Regions from separate parts of the Homo sapiens genome. Here all the other regions are linked to region 1. A link is a loop called in an ENCODE intact Hi-C map of the cell type or tissue named here. Cell type or tissue: Calu3. All regions are shown on one strand. Links, peaks and the distances in the headings refer to the core of each region. The heading gives the core; the rest is flanking DNA.

What was found. Peaks named below come from ENCODE experiments on the same cell type or tissue, not always from the same donor. Only the 100,000 strongest peaks of a DNase experiment are listed, where the experiment ranks them.
Region 2: a loop joins it to region 1, with 14 times the contacts of the local background. A loop is called at or near these places in 12 of 110 quality-filtered maps.
Region 3: a loop joins it to region 1, with 11 times the contacts of the local background. A loop is called at or near these places in 64 of 110 quality-filtered maps.

The regions. Positions count from the first base shown.
Region 1 is chr1:48,058,829-48,064,414 of GRCh38, reverse strand. All of the region lies in intron 4 of LINC02794 (long intergenic non-protein coding RNA 2794), which reads right to left. Among named protein-coding and RNA genes, the nearest start is that of LINC02794, 12 kb to the right of the region's middle. RefSeq lists an enhancer at 2,830-3,374. In Calu3, for the core only: no CTCF peak of the experiment used is centred there; a DNase peak (open chromatin) is centred at 3,044.
Region 2 is chr1:47,945,524-47,951,109 of GRCh38, reverse strand. The region is part of intron 2 of TRABD2B (TraB domain containing 2B); the gene reads left to right. Among named protein-coding and RNA genes, the nearest start is that of TRABD2B, 49 kb to the left of the region's middle. In Calu3, for the core only: a CTCF peak has its summit at 2,848; a DNase peak (open chromatin) is centred at 2,819.
Region 3 is chr1:47,736,003-47,741,588 of GRCh38, reverse strand. No RefSeq gene overlaps it. Among named protein-coding and RNA genes, the nearest start is that of LINC01738, 50 kb to the right of the region's middle. In Calu3, for the core only: a CTCF peak has its summit at 2,805 (motif pointing left); a DNase peak (open chromatin) is centred at 2,798.

The DNA of each region.
Region 1 (5,586 bases), core at 319-5,318:
GGTGGGGTGAGGGCTTGTTAAATAAAGGGCAAAAGGAAATTGCTGGCTTGCCTAAATGACATTGTTGGCATTAACTAGATTAACTTCTGAAGTGAAAAGCCCACAAAAGCAAAACCAAAACAGAGAAGGGGCCATGGCTTCTGCTGGGGGCTTTGTGGTCCCCTGCTCAGCCTGCCTGACCTCCAACCCTAGCTCCCGATCTGTCTTCATGAGGGAGGTCACAGAAGCTACTTTCCTGCCTTCACACATGACTTCATCTCAGCAGTCCCAGGAACATAGTCCTGGGCACTGAGCTCCAGGCCAGGACTGGGGGGCTCCTCGTGGAGCCTCCAGACTGTAAGAGGGATGGGCAGGTAAATAGATACACACAGAGTAGTGGAAAGTAGTGACTATTGGAGCCAGACTTTGCACTGAAGCCTTTCCAGCTCCAAATCTGTGTTCTTTTCCCACACATCTCTCCCATCCAGACCCTTGTCCTTGCCCATCAGATGTTCCTGAGCTGAATGATGAGCTGCTCTCCAGACAGAGCTTCTAGGAAAGGCATTCCAGGCAGAGGCAAGAGGAAGAGGAAGACACAGGAACATGAAAGAGGATGGCACGTTCAGGCAGTCAGGGACAGTGCCACCTGGCACTGGAGCATAGAGGGAAGAATAGCACCTTTCCATTTGGTGTCCCTCCTGGTCATGCCTCTCAAGATGAAGGATACAAACTCTGCAGTAGCCTAGGCAGGGAACTGAAATGCCACATCTCCACACCATGCCAGAGGTGCCAACGTGTGAGAGCATCCATCAGGCAGCAGAGGGAGGGAGTTGCTGCCAGACCCATGGTTAATGCGGGCTGGTATCAAGACGCAAAACAGAGGCAGGAGACTGTGACAGACTCTGACCAATGCAGTTTCTCAGTTTGCAATGTTTATAATCATCAGAAGAGGCAAGGAGATACTGAGGGCGATGGACCCAGCCCTGCTCAATGGTTCCAGATGCTTCAACAGGTAGGATAGGATGGAGCCTTGACATCTGGCTAACTGTCCAGTCTCACAGAGAAAGGCCATCCTTGTAAAAATCCCAAAGTACATAAGAAAAATTCTTCTCCCCAGATGAACCAGAGATCTTCTCTTCCTCACTACAAAGGGTCAGCTAAGTCAAACTTAAGAGGAGAGAAAATGAAGGAAGGAACAGCATCTGTGCCTGGCTTAAGTCTGTGTCTCTGTAATAATCAGACACTTTACATATACTTTCTCATTTCATTCTCTGAAGAGTCTAGAGAGAGGTATTATTTTCTCCATTTGGTTGACAAATAAGCTGAGGCTTAGGGAGGCTTGCCCAAGTCCTCACAGCTAGTGACTATCAGAGCTGGACTTTGCAACAAGGCCTTTCCAGCTCCAAATCTGTGTTCTCTCCCTATACATCTCCAGACCCTTGTCTTTGCCCACAAGAAGCTTACAGTCTAATTTCACTGCAGATCCGGTGATATTTCATCAGCTTGCTAACCTGGGATTAAAAGTCATGAATCCTGTAATTCTTCTGAGCTGCTGGACACCAGAACTGCCAAACGACAGCCCAAGGAGTATTTGAAACACAACTTATGTGACTAGCTCCTCTTGCCAGGTACATTTGTGATACCCTACGTCTGAGGAATGACCACCTAAATAACAGAATTTCAGGCACAGGACAGAGAATATATTCTTAGGTAGGAAGCCATTCCAGCACTTGTCAAGCCTCTTCCACCTGCATATGAGCCCACACTTGGGCCTGAAGGCCACCAACACTCTCCTGAGTCAGGCCTGGTCAGGTTCACTAGATGCCAGACTAGGTCACTGGGTATTAATCATTGCCAAGGGAGCCGTTAAACTGAAAGCCAGTTCATTAAAGATTAAGCTTCATCTCCATAGCCCTCCAGGAAAGGGAGTTTTGGGTAGGGAGCCAGGCCCTATTCCAGGAGGTCACCTACTGTGAACAGGAGGCATCAGGAGCATCTGAGTAGAGACAATGTTTGAGAGAACTCTGGGGGCTCCTGAACCTTTGTCCTGTGTCTGTATCCATGACTGCTACTTCAGGTGGGTCTTCAAGAGAACTAGCTATAAACTCTGAAGTGGAGAAGGACCTGCAATGTCAGGTTGTCTACAGGGAATGAAGGGTTAGGAGGCCAGTCTCCCTGGAAAGCATATGGTAAGGAGTCAGAAGGCCTGGATTCTGGTCCTGACTCCATTCTCCATCTGCTGGGGGCCTTGCACAGGGCAGTTCCCCACTCTGAGCTCCTGTTTTTTCCTTTGATGAATGGAGAAAACATTTGATAAGTGGATTTGTAGTGATGCTTTAGCATGGGTTGCCCTGCGAATGATCTATACATGTTTGCCTTCCTCAGTCTATATTAGCTCTGCACCCCCAGGCTGTCTGGCCCAAGTTTCACTTCCTGTTCACAATCTCTGTGGCCAAGGAAAGTTGGCAGTAAATCTCAAATTCACCATGAGCCCTGAATTGCAGAGATCAGATCTCTCTTCCTGGCTCCCCACACTGGACAGATTGCATCTGCCTACTGGCCTAAGAAAACTCTGGAGGAAACTCCTGTGAGCTCACTAAACCTCAAGAGTAAGAATTCCCCATTTGGTCAATTCTTGGTACTTACATTTAGATTATCCCATCCCAATGGAATCTGTTAAGCCAAAGTTTTGCAAATTCTGCAAAGATACAAGACCTTCACAATTTTGATCCAGTACTAAAGCAATGATACAATATGTACTGAGCCAATCAATAAATGGATACAGAATCATCTCATCTCTTATACAAGGTGCCATGGTGATTTCAGGGCTCCAGTGGTGGCCCCCCAAATGGAAATGGCACTATATGCATCCTGGTTTGCAATCAGTGATTTCTGTTAATGTAAGATGTCTGAAGATAATAGTGGTAAACATGATAGATTTTTAAATAGTAGGGTAATAAGGTGAGGGAGACTTTTGGGGCTGTTGACAAAAGCTCTCCTTGCTTTTTCTGCTGCTCTTTAACCAGGCTCTTTATGAAATGAATCTAATCACCTTTCTGTCTGTAGGTGGCAGCACTGGCCCCTTTCACTCTCCAAGGGGGACCTTGATTGTCATTTAGAACAAGTGCTCCTCTCAAGAGCAAATTACAGGACAATGCGAGGATAGAATAAGATAAACTAGCTTCAGAACAAATGTTCTCACACAGTTAAGATGGGATGCATCTGGTGAACTCACAAAACTTCTAAAGCCTCACTCCGCTTACAGAATAGCCCCTTCCAGATTCTAGTAAGAATACAGATCACCAAAAATGTTTTAAGGGACCATTGCAAAGATGAAAGTTGAGGAAGACTCCCCAGAAGCCCATAGGGTCCACAGAACCCAGCTTGAAAACCCTTGAGCAGGGGAACAGCAGACCAACCACCCGAAGACGACACAATTCTCTCCCCAGCCTGTTCTATAACAACCTGGAGTGTCTCACCTTGGGGTCTATTCTCTCAGATATTGCCCAAAACTTACATATGTTGAGTGCTCACTCTGTGCCAGGCATATTGCTAAGCTGGTTACATGCATGTGTCAATTACACCTCATGACAGGTACTTCCACCATCCCATTTTACCAAGAGGAATCAGTGGATCTGAAAGGTTAACTTCCCAGAATATCCAACCATCACCTTGCACAAATGGGAAAACTGAAGAGAGCAGAAGACTGTTGCTCAGTGTCACATGACAAATCAGTGACAGGGCTAGGACGCTGATTTCTGCTGTCCACGGTGAACACCTTAGAATGAAGGGTTTACGGGAACCGTATGATGATGCAGGACTGGGGCCATTGAAATGGGAAGAGGAGGACAGGAATGAGGCTCTAGGCTCAGGACACACCCAATATCTCCTATCAATAGTTTACCCCACCCTCAAAGAAAGTCCTGGGGAAGGAGTCAGGAACGCCCCTTGAATCTAGTGCCAGCTTTGCCCTGAACAACCTGAACAAGCTGTGTGGCCTCAGGCAAGTCCTTTCACCTTTCTGCGCATCTACACCCTCCCCAAAGCAGTGGTGAGTATCTAATGAGACACTGGTAGGAAAAAAGCTTTTAAAAGTATGAAAGCTCCCTTGAAGCTATTATTATTAATTATTATTATTATTACCATCATCATCTTTCATGGTTATTAATGACCTGTTACCTGCTAGGGATCTGTCATCTAGGAATTTCTTTAAGCCCTTCTTGAACCTGTTTATATTCACAGTCAGCAGCACCTCCCTTGCTTTTGATCCCCAGTCTCTAGCCCAGGTTGCTACAGGCAAGATCACTGGCCTATAGGCCTGTGTTTGAACAACTGTTCTCAGTCTTTTTTGTGGGTTGCATCATGGCCAATTGATACAGTGCAATGCAGCCTCATTTCCTCCTGCCAAACCCCATTTGTATGCCCAGGTCTGTGTTAGGGATCTCAGAAAGAAAGAGAGAAAGATACAGGCTTTGACTTCTCAACCTGCCCCTTCCCCGGGCCCAGAAGCCCAGGGTAAGGTGGGGATATAAGACTCCCTCTTAACCACCTATGCCAGGGCTGAGAAGAGCATCCAGACCTCACAGCCCCAGAGAACACCAAGGACCAGGGCCCCACCTATTCTCAAAGTCTGTTTTCCTCTTCATACCAGGGACAAAGGACCAGGAGCCCTTTCCTGAAGACACTGTACAAGCCAAACATAAACTAAGCTCAACCAACTTCGACACCTACTCTGCTCTGGGCTGTGCAGATTTCAAGTTGATTAGACACTGTCAGGCCCCTGCCTTTAAGAAGTTCATTGTCTGATAGGCGAGACCAAGGCATTAACAGCCATCTTGCAGAGCAAGGTTAGCTAAAGGCTTGAACAGAGGATTCATGAAAAGCAGAGTTAGGGAAGGGCCTAATTAGCCCTGCCTGGGACAATCTGGAAAGGATTAATAAAGAAGGGACATTTGAATCAGGTGCTAAAGGATGGGTAGGAGTTTGCTAGGCAGAGAAGGTGGTGAGCAGAAGAGAAGAATTTCTAGAGCAGGTAGAGCATGAACCAGTATTGATGGCCACATGGTTTTCAGGGAATAGGGATGGACTGGTCAGAGGACAGAGGGGCCCACCTGGGGTTTACTAGCAGGTGAGAACTGCTGGGTGCACGGTTCTACCTGTCACAGAAACTGACAAAAGCCCTCATTTCCTGCTGTTCAGAAAGGAGCCCTGTGGACAATTGAAGTTAAAGCCCCATAGAAGAACTCTCTGACTTCCCCTAGGCAAGTCCTTTAGATCTCTCAGGTTGTGGAGAACCCAGAAGAGCATGGGCATTAAGGTATTTTCATCCTCAGTCCTGCGTTGACTGTTCACCAACAGCATGGGTCTCAGTGTCCCAGCTGAGAAGGGCTACTCAGACATATCGCATCCCTTCCCTTAAGTACTTCTTCATTGTAGGCGACAAGCCAGAAAAAGACCCTTTCCTCATGAATCAGGAGCAGGGGCTGGGAGTGGAGCCCAGGCCTCCTGGCCCCTCCCCTCCCTTCTGCTCATGTAATGGGGTAAATCCCACCTGACGCACTGGAGGAGAGCTCCAGACAAATTCAAGGTGATTGTAACAGTAGCATT
Region 2 (5,586 bases), core at 221-5,220, 110 kb after region 1:
CATCAGTCCAGCCTGGCTTACCATGCCCTGCAGGACTTTTGGGACCACCATGCCCCTGTGACCTCCAGATCTCTGTTTGGGACATTTAGTTCATAAAAATGCATTGAAGGCCTGCTCTGTGTGGGGCACTGTGCCCACGGAAATGAAACCCTCTTCTCTACTGGAAGCAGGCCCAAGGGTTCAGGTCCCAGGTGAGCATCAGTACCCTTCCCACCAGTGCCCCCTCACCACTGCCAGTGGAGTTTCCATTGCCTTTTTGCAGATAAAAAATAAAGGAGACATCAAGGGGCTGAGCGACTTGCCAAGTTCACATAGGGAGGTGTTGGTGGCTGAAAATTTGGGGACACATTTTTCCACCACTCTGGTAGAGGCAAAGACGAGTGAATCAGCAGAGGCTGAGAGTGACCGAGGCAGCCTCTGTTGGTGAGCTCAGCATTCCTTGTTTGCTTGTCTGCAGCCATCTCTTCTCACTTCCCTTGTGACTTGGCTGAAGCCATTCTTCACATGTGGAATAATCCAGAGCCATCCCCTGGCCCCTGTTTTCCTTCTGTGCTCTCTGTCTGCCTCTCCAGCTTCATCATCTCCCTTGTCTTTTCCCATTCTGATCTCATTCTAACTTTGCTGTTTCTTCAGCTCATCAAACTCATTTCTGTCTTGGGCCTTTATACTTGAGCTCATCTGCACAGAGCTCTCTTCTGATGTGTGTATGTGGCTGGTCCTGGACAGATAAAGGGTCCATTAGATTTGCATGATTTCCTGCTGCCCATGCTTCTGAACACCTTACCTCTCTCTTCTTTCTTTTTATTATTATTTTTTTTTTCTTTTGAGACGGAGTCTTGCTCTATCGCCCAAGCTGGAGTGCAGTGGCCCGATCTCGGCTCACTGCAAGCTCTGTCTCCCAGGTTCACACCATTCTCCTGCTTCAGCCTCCCGAGTAGCTGGGACTACAGGCGCCCACCACACACCCGGCTAATTTTTTTGTATTTTTAGTAGAGATGGGGTTTCACAGTGTTAGCCAGGATGGTCTCGATCTCCTGACCTCGTGATCCGTCTGCCTTGGCCTCCCAAAGTGCTGGGATTACAGGCGTGAGCCACTGTGCCCCGCCTACCTCTCTCTCCTTTCTTTACACCATTTGTCACTTCCTGAAATCTTGGCACTTAGTTGCCTCCTTCTTATAGTTTTGTCTCTCCCACTGGAATGTAGGCTCCATGCCTGGTACATCCTAGGAGCTTGGTAAATATGTTTATTTTTTGAATGAGTGAATGAATGAATGAAATCTGAAATGTTGTGTCTTGATTTTCAGGGACTTTTTCTCAGAAAAATGTATTATTTTCTCTAGAAAGTTTCTGGGACCTTGGGGACACAGATCCGAAGAACCATAGCCTAGAAAGTACAATCATAGGCTGGGCACAGTGGCTCACACCTGTAATCCCAGCACTTTGGGAGGATGAGGCGGGTGGATCATTTGAGGTGAGGAGATCAAGACCAGCCTGGCCAACATAGTGAAACCTTGTCTCTACTAAAAATACAAATATTAGCTGGCCATGGTGGCACGCACCTGTAATCCCAGCTACCTGGAAGGCTGAGGCAGGAGAATCACTTGAACCCGGGAGGCAGAGGTTGCAGTGAGACAAGATCGCACCACTGCACTCCAGTCTGGGTGACAGAGTGAGACCCTGTCTCAAAAAAAAAAAAAAAAAAAAAAAAGAAAGAAAAGAAAATACAATCATAGAGTGGACTGATGGGAGAGGCCAATAGAGTTGGGCAGGGAAGTGACCAGGCTTCACAGGCTTCAGAGTCAAACAGAACTTTGAGACTTTGGGCAATTTACTCAGCTCTCTGGGCCTCAGTTTCCTCATCTGTAAAATGAGAATAATAATAGCCATATCACCCTCAAAAATTACTTTAATATTTTAAAAGTGCTTAGAATAGTGTCTGTCCCACAGCATGCATCATAGTAGCATTAATTGCAGTTACTCTTACTATGTATTAGCAATTTTACTATTATTAGTAATAGCATTAAAGTTATTGTTTGAACTCAGCTCTGACATTTACAACCCGTGTGCCCTTATGTTAGTCACGTAACCCCCTTGAACCTCAGTTTTCTTATTTATAAAATATGGTTAATGTCAGTGTATTAGTCTTATAGATTTGTCATGAGGATTTAATTTAAAAACTTAGCAAAGTCATGGGAGCTGGAAATGTAGGGACAGAAAGATGGAGACTAAAAGTGAGAGAGGGGTGATGAGGAGGCTTGGCGAGAGGGTGGTGAGAGAGATGATTCAGATGCACAGAAGTGGCGGGTGTAAGGAACTAAGTGGAAGGGAAACATCTTGAAATTTTGAAGGAGGAATACTGAGGTTAAGGAGAGAGAAAGGTCATCTTATTTGTCACTTGGGACGGTCTTAGAAGCTTATGGAGGGGTAAGAATTTTGTATTCTTCTCAATAAACCAAGTGCAAAGAAAAGAATTTGGGGTGAGGTCTTGGAGCTGCATTTCCTCTCCCTCATTCTCTTGAAAATGAAAATATGGTCTGATTTTTTAAACCTAAAGGGTTGGAAAGAGATAGGGAGGTCTAGACATTCGAGGTTTAAATCTGAAGGCTGTACTCGACCCTCAACTCCTGTCTTTTGTCTCCTGTCTCCAGGGGCAAGAAGAGGTAAAAAGTTAACAACCTGAGATAGGTGTGTTTACCACCAGGTGCTCTAAGCACAGCAGGTTTGCTGGGGTGACAGTTCCGGCCTGATTGGGAAGTTTAATGTTTGACTAGACTCCTTGTACCTTTTGCAAAGCCATTTTGCTTATTGGCCTTTAGCTGGTCTGTCTGCTCCCCCTAAAGGACATCCCTGGCAAGCCATCACTCAGGATATGCCCTCAGGATAACAGCACCTTTGCCTACATGCCCAAGTCTCTCTATCCCCACTGTCCCAGAGCCTATTAGCACTATTTTGGAATCTTTGACCCTAAGATTTTACGGCCTGCGTCATTAGAATTTCAGACCTTTTGACCTCAAGATTCCAAAGCCCACGGCCCCCCAAATTCCAGAATTTTTGTTGCCACAGATTTAAGAGTCCATGTCACCAAAAGTCTCAGAGCCTTTTGGGGTACTTATCTGGCTTCATTCAGATTCATGACACCTGGGCTGCTCTGTGCTTGACTTTCTGTCTTAAGGAGTACTGGACTAGGAATCAGGTCTAGGCCTGGAGCTTCTGATAGGTTGTGTATAGTCACCAGCAGGGGCTTTACCCTCTGAGCCTCGGTTTCCTCACCTATAAAGTGCGGGTAATCACCCTGTGAGCTGCGGGAGATAATGTGTTGGAAGGCAAGTGCTCTGCAGATGTGAGCTATTCCTGTGTTAGTGCATGTCAGCTCTGCTCAGCATCAGCGTCATGACACTGGAAAATCTAGCTGCATGACCTCCTTGTTTTGGCTTTTATTCACTCTATGGGCCATGGCCATCCTTTGCTGTTTACCAAGATTTTTAACTCAATTGACGCCCGAACTCCTCCAACCATGTCTTCTGGTCTTGGCTGCTTGACCTCTTTCCTGTACACTTTCTAGGAGTGCCCAAGTCATAATTAATCTCTTCCTTGCCTTCAGCCTCTCTGTTTATGCCTCAGTTGTGGCACTCTGCAAAGCTGCTTTGTATGAGTTATATATTGTATGTGTTAATGACGCCATTATGCTAATTACCTCCTGCCCCATCACTCCTGGGTGTTTGGTGCCTAACAGTGTTGACCAACCTTGGGTGAGGTCCTTGGCCTTTCTGAATCTTAATTTCCTTGCTGTTAACGTGGGAGAAAGTAGCACAAATCTCATAAAGTTGCAGTGATTAACAGTGACAAGAAATAAAAGATTTAAAATAGATGGCACTTAGTAGGTGTTCATAAGCATTAGTAGAGATGACAAAATAAGGTGGGAAGAACATAAGCTTTGAACCAGGCTTCAAACCACAGCTCTTGCTTTTGAGAATAATGTGACTTTAGACAGGCTACTTCCCTCTTCTAAGCCTAAACTTTCTCATCCTTAAAATGCTTAAAGCTGGCATAACAGGGTTGCAACAAAGGTTTGGTGTTCATATGAGTAAAATGCATGGAAAAGACCAGGAGCTCAATAAAGGGTAGGTACCTATTATTATTATTTCTCTTTACCTCCATATGGAAAAAAAAAAAACCTAGTCTTACTTGTCTTTTTTCATCACCTTGAGCTATTGTGTGTAGCACAATTGAGTCTCTGAAGCAAACTGAATTAGCAAAACTAGTAACACAGATGAAAAAGACTACAAAGAATAGTGAAAGGACAAAATATAAAATTTTGAGAGGGTAGAGGAGGGAACACTTCCTAACTCACTTCCCAGCTTTATAAGGCCAGGACTATCCTGATACCAAAACAAGGCCAAGAAATTATAAGAGAACTATAGACCAAAACCCCTTGTGTCATTAAATTGATGCAAAAACTCTCAACAAAATTATTAGTCATTCAAATCCAGCAAAATATAAAAAGGATAATACAATATGACCCAGGAATTATCCTGGGAATACAAGGCTGGTTTAATGTTCAAAAATCAATCAATGTAATTTCTTAAATCAGTAGACTAAAGAAGAAAAACCCATATGATCATCTCATTAGATGCAGAAAAGGCCTTTGACAAAATTCAATATTGCTCATGATAAAAACTCTCAGTAAACTAGGACTAGAAGAGAACTTTATCTGATAAAGAACATTTACAAAAAACCTACAAGCAATATCATATATAATGGTGAAAATAAAATACTTTCCCCTAAGATCAGAGACAAAGCAAATTACATATCTGATAAAGAACTTGTCTTTAGAATATATAAAGAATGCTCAAAACTAAATGATAAGAAAACAAATACAATTTTTTAAATAAGCAAAAGATTTGAACACTTCTCAAAAGAAGATATATGAATGGCAAGTAAGTACCATAATAAAAGATGCTTAACATGTTTAGTCATTAGAAAAATGCAAAGTAAAAGTACAGTGGAGTACTACAGTACAGTTAATCCAGTGGCTACAATTAAAACCGATAATAGCAAGGGTTGATGAGATTAAGGAGCTATTACAAATCTTGTACATTGTGGCTGGGAATGCAAAATGGTACAACCACTCTGGAAATCAGTTTTGCAGTTTTTATAACATTAAACATACACTTACCACATCCAGAAATCCCACTTGCAGGTATTTAACCAAGTGAAATCAAAACCTCTGTTCACACAGAAATGTTTATAGTGGCTTTCTTTGTAGCTACCCCAAATTTAAACAACCCAAATATCCCTAAACTGGGGAGACAATACAACACACTGTGGTGTATCCAAATAATGAAATACTGCTCAGCAACAAAAGGAAAAAAACTACTGATACAGGCCCAACATTGATGAATCTCAAATGCATGGTGCTGAATGAAAAGAAGTCAGACCGAAAAATGATTCATTTATATGACATTCTGGAAAAGGAAAAACTATAGAGACAGAAAACATCAGTGATTGTCAGGGACTGAGGAGGAGGGAGGGTTTACTACAGAGGGACACGAATTCTTTGGAGTGTTGGAACTGTTTTATATCTCA
Region 3 (5,586 bases), core at 221-5,220, 320 kb after region 1:
CTTTAAATAGTAATAGCCATTCTGACTGGTGTGAGATGGTATCTCATTGTAGTTTTGATTTGCTTTTCTCTAATGATCAGTGATATTGTACTTTTTTTCATATGCTTGTTGGTCACATGTATGTCTTCTTTTGAAAAGTGTCTGTTCATGTCTTTTGCCCACTTTTTAATGGGTTTTTTTTTCTCTTGAAAATTTGTTTAAGTTCCTTATAGATGCTGGATATTAGACCTTGGTCAGATGCATAGTTTGCAAATGTTTTCTCCCATTCTGTAAGTAGTCTGTTTACTCTGTTGATAGTTTCCTTTTGCTGTGCAGGAGGTCTTAAGTTTAATTAGATCCCACTTGTCAATTTTTGCTTTAGTTGTGATTGCTTTTGATGTCTTTGTCATAAAATCTTTGCCTGCTCCTATGTCCAGGATGGTATTGCCTAAGTTGTCTTACAGGTTTTTTATAGTTTGGGGTTTTACATTTAAGCCTTTAATCCATCTTGAGTTGATTTTTGTATAAGGTATAAGGAAGGGTTCCAGTTTCAATCTTCTGCATATGGCTAGCCAGTTATCTCAGTACCATTTATTGAATAGAGAGTCTTTTCTCCATTGCTTGTTATTTTCAGCTTTGTAGAAGATCAGATGGTCATAGATGTGTGGCCTTATTTCTGGGCTCTCTATTCTGTCCCATTGGTCTATCTGTCTGTTTTTGTATCCCTACCATGCTGTTTGGGTTACTGTAGCCTTATAGTATAGTTTGCAGTTGGGTAACATGATGCCTCCAGCTTTGTTCTTTGTGCTTAGGATTGCCTTGGCTATTCGGGCTCTTTTTTGGTTCTATATGAATTTTAAATTTTTTTTCTAGTTCTGTGAAGAATGTCATTGGTAATTCGATACGAATAGCATCGAATCTGTAAATTGCTTTGGGCAGTAGCCATTTTAATGATATTGGTTTTTCCTATCCATGAGCCTGGGATGTTTTTCCATTTGTTTGTGTCTTCTCTGATTTGTTTGAGAAGTGTTTTGTAATTCTCATTGTAGAAATCTTTCACCTCACTGGTTAGCTGTATCCCTAAGCATTTTATTCTTTTTGTGGCAATTGTGAATGGGATTGCCTTTCTGATTTGGCTCTCGGTTTGGCTATTGTTGGTATATAGGAATACTAGTGATTTTTGTACATTGATTTTGTATCCTGCAACTTTGCTGAAGTTGTTTATCCGCTGGAGGAGCTGTTGGGCTGAGACCATGGGGTTTTCTACACATATAATTACATTGTCTGCAAACAGATAGTTTGACTTCTTCTCTTCCTATTTGGATGTCCCTTATTTCATTCTCTTGCCTGATTGTTCTGGTTAAGACTTCCAATACTATATTGAATAGAAGTGGTGAGAGAATGCATCCTTGTCTTGTGCTAGTTTTCAAGGGGAATGCTTCCAGTTTTTGCCCATTCAGTGTGATGTTGGCTGTGGGTTTGTCATAGATGGCTCTTGATATTTTGAGGTATGTTCCTTCAATACCTAGTTTATTGAGTGTTTTAAACATGAAGCGGTGTTGGATTTTATTGAAAGCCTATTCTGTGCCTATTGAGATAATCATGTGGAAACACCCTCTTCTACAGGCTTCAGTGACACCTCCTCCTGAATTTATTTCTACTCTCCCTCATTTGATCGCTTGGTAAGATCATCTTCCTGTTCCCAGCCTTTCAATGTTGGAGCTCCCCATGGCTCAGCCTAAGACCTCTTCTCTTCTCCTCCATTCCCATCTCTCACTGGTGACTCACATTTATCTCTCTGGTCCAGAGAGACCTCTTGTCCAAGTTTCAGACCTAGCTGACATCTGCATTTAGCTGTCTCTAAGGCAATAATTCACACTCATCTCTTCCATTCAAAACCAACAGAGAGACAGATATGTGAATCATATAGGAGGAGATAAAAATATCAGCCTCAGTACTGGTGAATATAGATTGAAAAGGCTGCTTTGATGTATGGCCACAATCATACTTCCTAAAACTTATCCCAACACAAGTCCTTTGGGTGATGCACCCAGGTGAGCATTTGGGTCAGCAGAGCAAACATATTCCTGCAGAATCACTTCTATATGCCCACTGAACTACAATAATAGGAGCAAAGAGGGTACAAACTCTGGATAAACTCTAGAAGGCAGGCCAGACACTGCCCCAACATGCTTCCTACATGAAAGAAGGAGCAGAGCAGAACATGCCAAGCCTGCAGGCAATCCTCTCTCCCCGGTTCAGTCTTGGCTACCTTCAGATCTCACCTTTAGTACCTTCCACTGGGCAACCATCTCTGCAATCCTTCCTTCTCTACAAAACCAGGTCACTTCCTCATCACAGCCCTTCATAGGCCCCCTTTTCTTTCTTCAGGGTCCATCTCAAGTCTGCCACTACTGATTCACTGGGGGCTAATGGATGGCCATCACACTCACTTCTCATAAGCCACAGGACCTCAGGGAGGTGGCTGCTCAAGCGCCCTTTTATCCCCACCATCTGTCCCAGCGACAGGCACAAGATGGGGCTTGATCAATGCTTATATTAAGTAAATGAATGAATTTGATGATCCCTCAGTTTATTTTCTCTCTTCTGGACCAAGCACTGTCTGAGCCATTCACTTATTCCTGCCACCACCACCCCCACCCCCCCACCCATCTACGTGTGTGTGTGTGTGTGTGTGTGTGTGTGTGTCTCCTTCACTCCAGTCCACTATTCTTTCTTTACCTCTCTCCCTTCCTCGCTCCCACCCACAGATTCCTAACAGCTTTGCCAAAATTCCTCAGCCCAAAACTTTTGTGGCCACAGCGCCACCTAGAGTTCATCTATGAGATGGGCCAACCCCAGAGCCCTTGACCGCTGTCCAGCCTAGTGCGGCCCAACTCTGCCTTGGCCCCTCCACCTTATGTTCTGAGCACATCTCTGGGTCTTCACACTTCATTTTCCTGGATTCAATGTATTACCGTTTCTACAATTCCCTAAGTGCCTAGTGGAGACTTTAAAACAGAAAACTGCAGCAGGGCAGAGAGAGGGACAGATGTGGTTCAAAGTATTTCCCTCTAATGTTTGATCTACCTGTCTTTCCCTTCTTCTCTCCAGTTCTGTTTTTCTCTTCTCAACTTTAGCTAATAATTCCAATTGGTATTACAATACAGCAAATATTTCATGAGTAACAACAATATTTAAGACCCCATGCAAGGTATCAAGAGGAACTTACAGTTATGAGAGAAGGCATGTGAAAGGAAACAAGTATTTCTCTTATTCTCAGCTACTATTGCTTTTCTAAACCCACAGGCATTGTTCTGGCAGTTTGGACTGAATGCCTCAAAAACTGGTCTGGTAATTTCATCATGTGGGCAGAGGTTCATGAATAAGAAAGCACAATCCATCACTGCATGTAATGGCAAACATGTAGAAACAACCAACCTGCCCAACAGTAGAAGACTAAGTTATAGCACATCCACTTGCTTGAATAGTATGCCACTAAAATAATGCATGTAAGTGCTGTATAATAACGTGAGGACTTAGTTTTGAGCTAATTTGGGGGTAGGAAAACAGTTTACAACTTGTGTAGGAAGTATTATCTCAATTGTGTAAAATAAAAATACATGTGTGGAAAGATTATGAGAGAATAGTCTCAAATATTCTTAATGGTTGTTCTGCGGAATTCATTTTTTATTTTTCTTTATTCCCGAAAATGTAATGAGCTTGTGTTTCATTTACAATGAAAAATTAGAATAAACCTAAAAAATACTAGAATAATCTGAAAGAAAAGAAATATTTAAAAATATGAAATAAATCTGTATTAAGATGGTTCTTTCAGAGAATAAAACAGTGGTTACTACAGGTAGAGAAGGGAAGAGAGAATGGGAGACGCAGGTCAAAGCATATATAATAGCACATATGTAGGATGAACAAGTTGAGAGGCCTAAGGTACCACATGAAAACTAAAGCTAATACAATTGTATTGCATTAGTGGGGAAATGGTTCTCCAAATAGTCTATAAAGCTCATTATCAAACTGGGAAGTCTTTGGACTTTTTCTACTCTGGGGATAGAGAGTTTCGAGGTCTTCTGAGACCCACCAGATTCAAGGTCAAGAAGGAATCACAAATGTCTTCCCATTGCCCTGGGCTCAGCCAACATCTCCTCGGTACTTAGAAATGTGATTGGATCCCAGCGTTAGGGAACATATCTCAACCACTGGGCCTGCCACAGAGCATCACAGTCTACTGAGAGGAGCAAATCAAACACTGGGGACAATTGTGTGAAAGCTGTTACTGCAGGTGTGACTGCTCCTCCCCAACTCCCACCACTTTAAGATATGCCACAGCGACCACCCTGTGTGGTGGCTGTGCAATTACAGAGGAGCAGGGGCTGAGGCCATGTCTCCTCTCCACACCCTGTGGGCATTACCAGGCATACGGTGGGTGAGCATTGAAGACTTGCTGAATGTGAATCCTTCTCCACTAGGTTCTTGCTCGTATCCTGCCCCATTGCATCCTCACAGCAACCCCATGAGGAAGAGGACATTATTATACCTATTTGTCAGAGAACGGAACACATATGTCAAGTGGTGAAGTGATCTGTTCAAGGGCACACTTCTGGAAAGTGGCAGAACTGAGATGTTGTCTCAAGATCTGTCTGTTGCAAGCCCCACATTCTCTGTCTTGAGAGTGGCTGCATGAAGGAGCATATAAGGGAAATAGAAGTTTGACTTTGAGTTTGACCTGACCTTGAGTCTGACTTGACCCTGAATCAAGTGTCATCCCCACTAATTCATTATGTGACTTTGGGCAAGAAACTGCTTGGGGCCTTGGTTTCCTCAACTGCATAATGAAGACAATAATAATGCTTCCCTTGTAGAGTTATTGTGAATATTAAACACACACACAGACACATGGTCCCAGATGGGGTGACGCTGATATTATTTGAATTGTTCAAGAGCATAGAAAAAAATAAGGAAATCTTCAAAACATCTTTCAAAAATGGACCATAATGTTAGAAAAAAACAATAAATACTGTACAAAAACAAAAAGAAAACTACAGGGTAATCTCACTTAGAGATTTAGATGCAAAATCTTTATTAAAATATTAACAATCAGGATACAGAAGAACATTAAAAGAATACTACTATTTCCAAGTGGGATTCATTTCACAATGTAAGGATAGGTCAATATTAGGAAATCTACTATTATTCATCATATTAAAAGAGCAAAGAAGAAAAATCAGATGATGATCCCCAGGGACAATGACAAGATATGTTACAGAACTTAACAATTCTTGATGAAAAAGAAACAAAATGCAAAATAGAGTGGAAATGGATGGATGTTCCTAAGTAGATCTTCCTTGGGATAAGGAAAAGCAGTATCAGCTTTAATGTCACAAAAGGACTATCACTGAAATCCAGGAGAAAGATAAGAATGGCCACTTCTTCTACTATTATTTTTGCTTATTCTGAATTTACTTGTTGCAGGAGGCAGGGATGCAGAACTATTTCTTCTCCACTTCTGATGTTTTCTTCATCTTGGAGGGAGCCCAATCAGAATAACACACCTGGCCTTTCTCCACCCCTTATTCACTCCACTCCAGG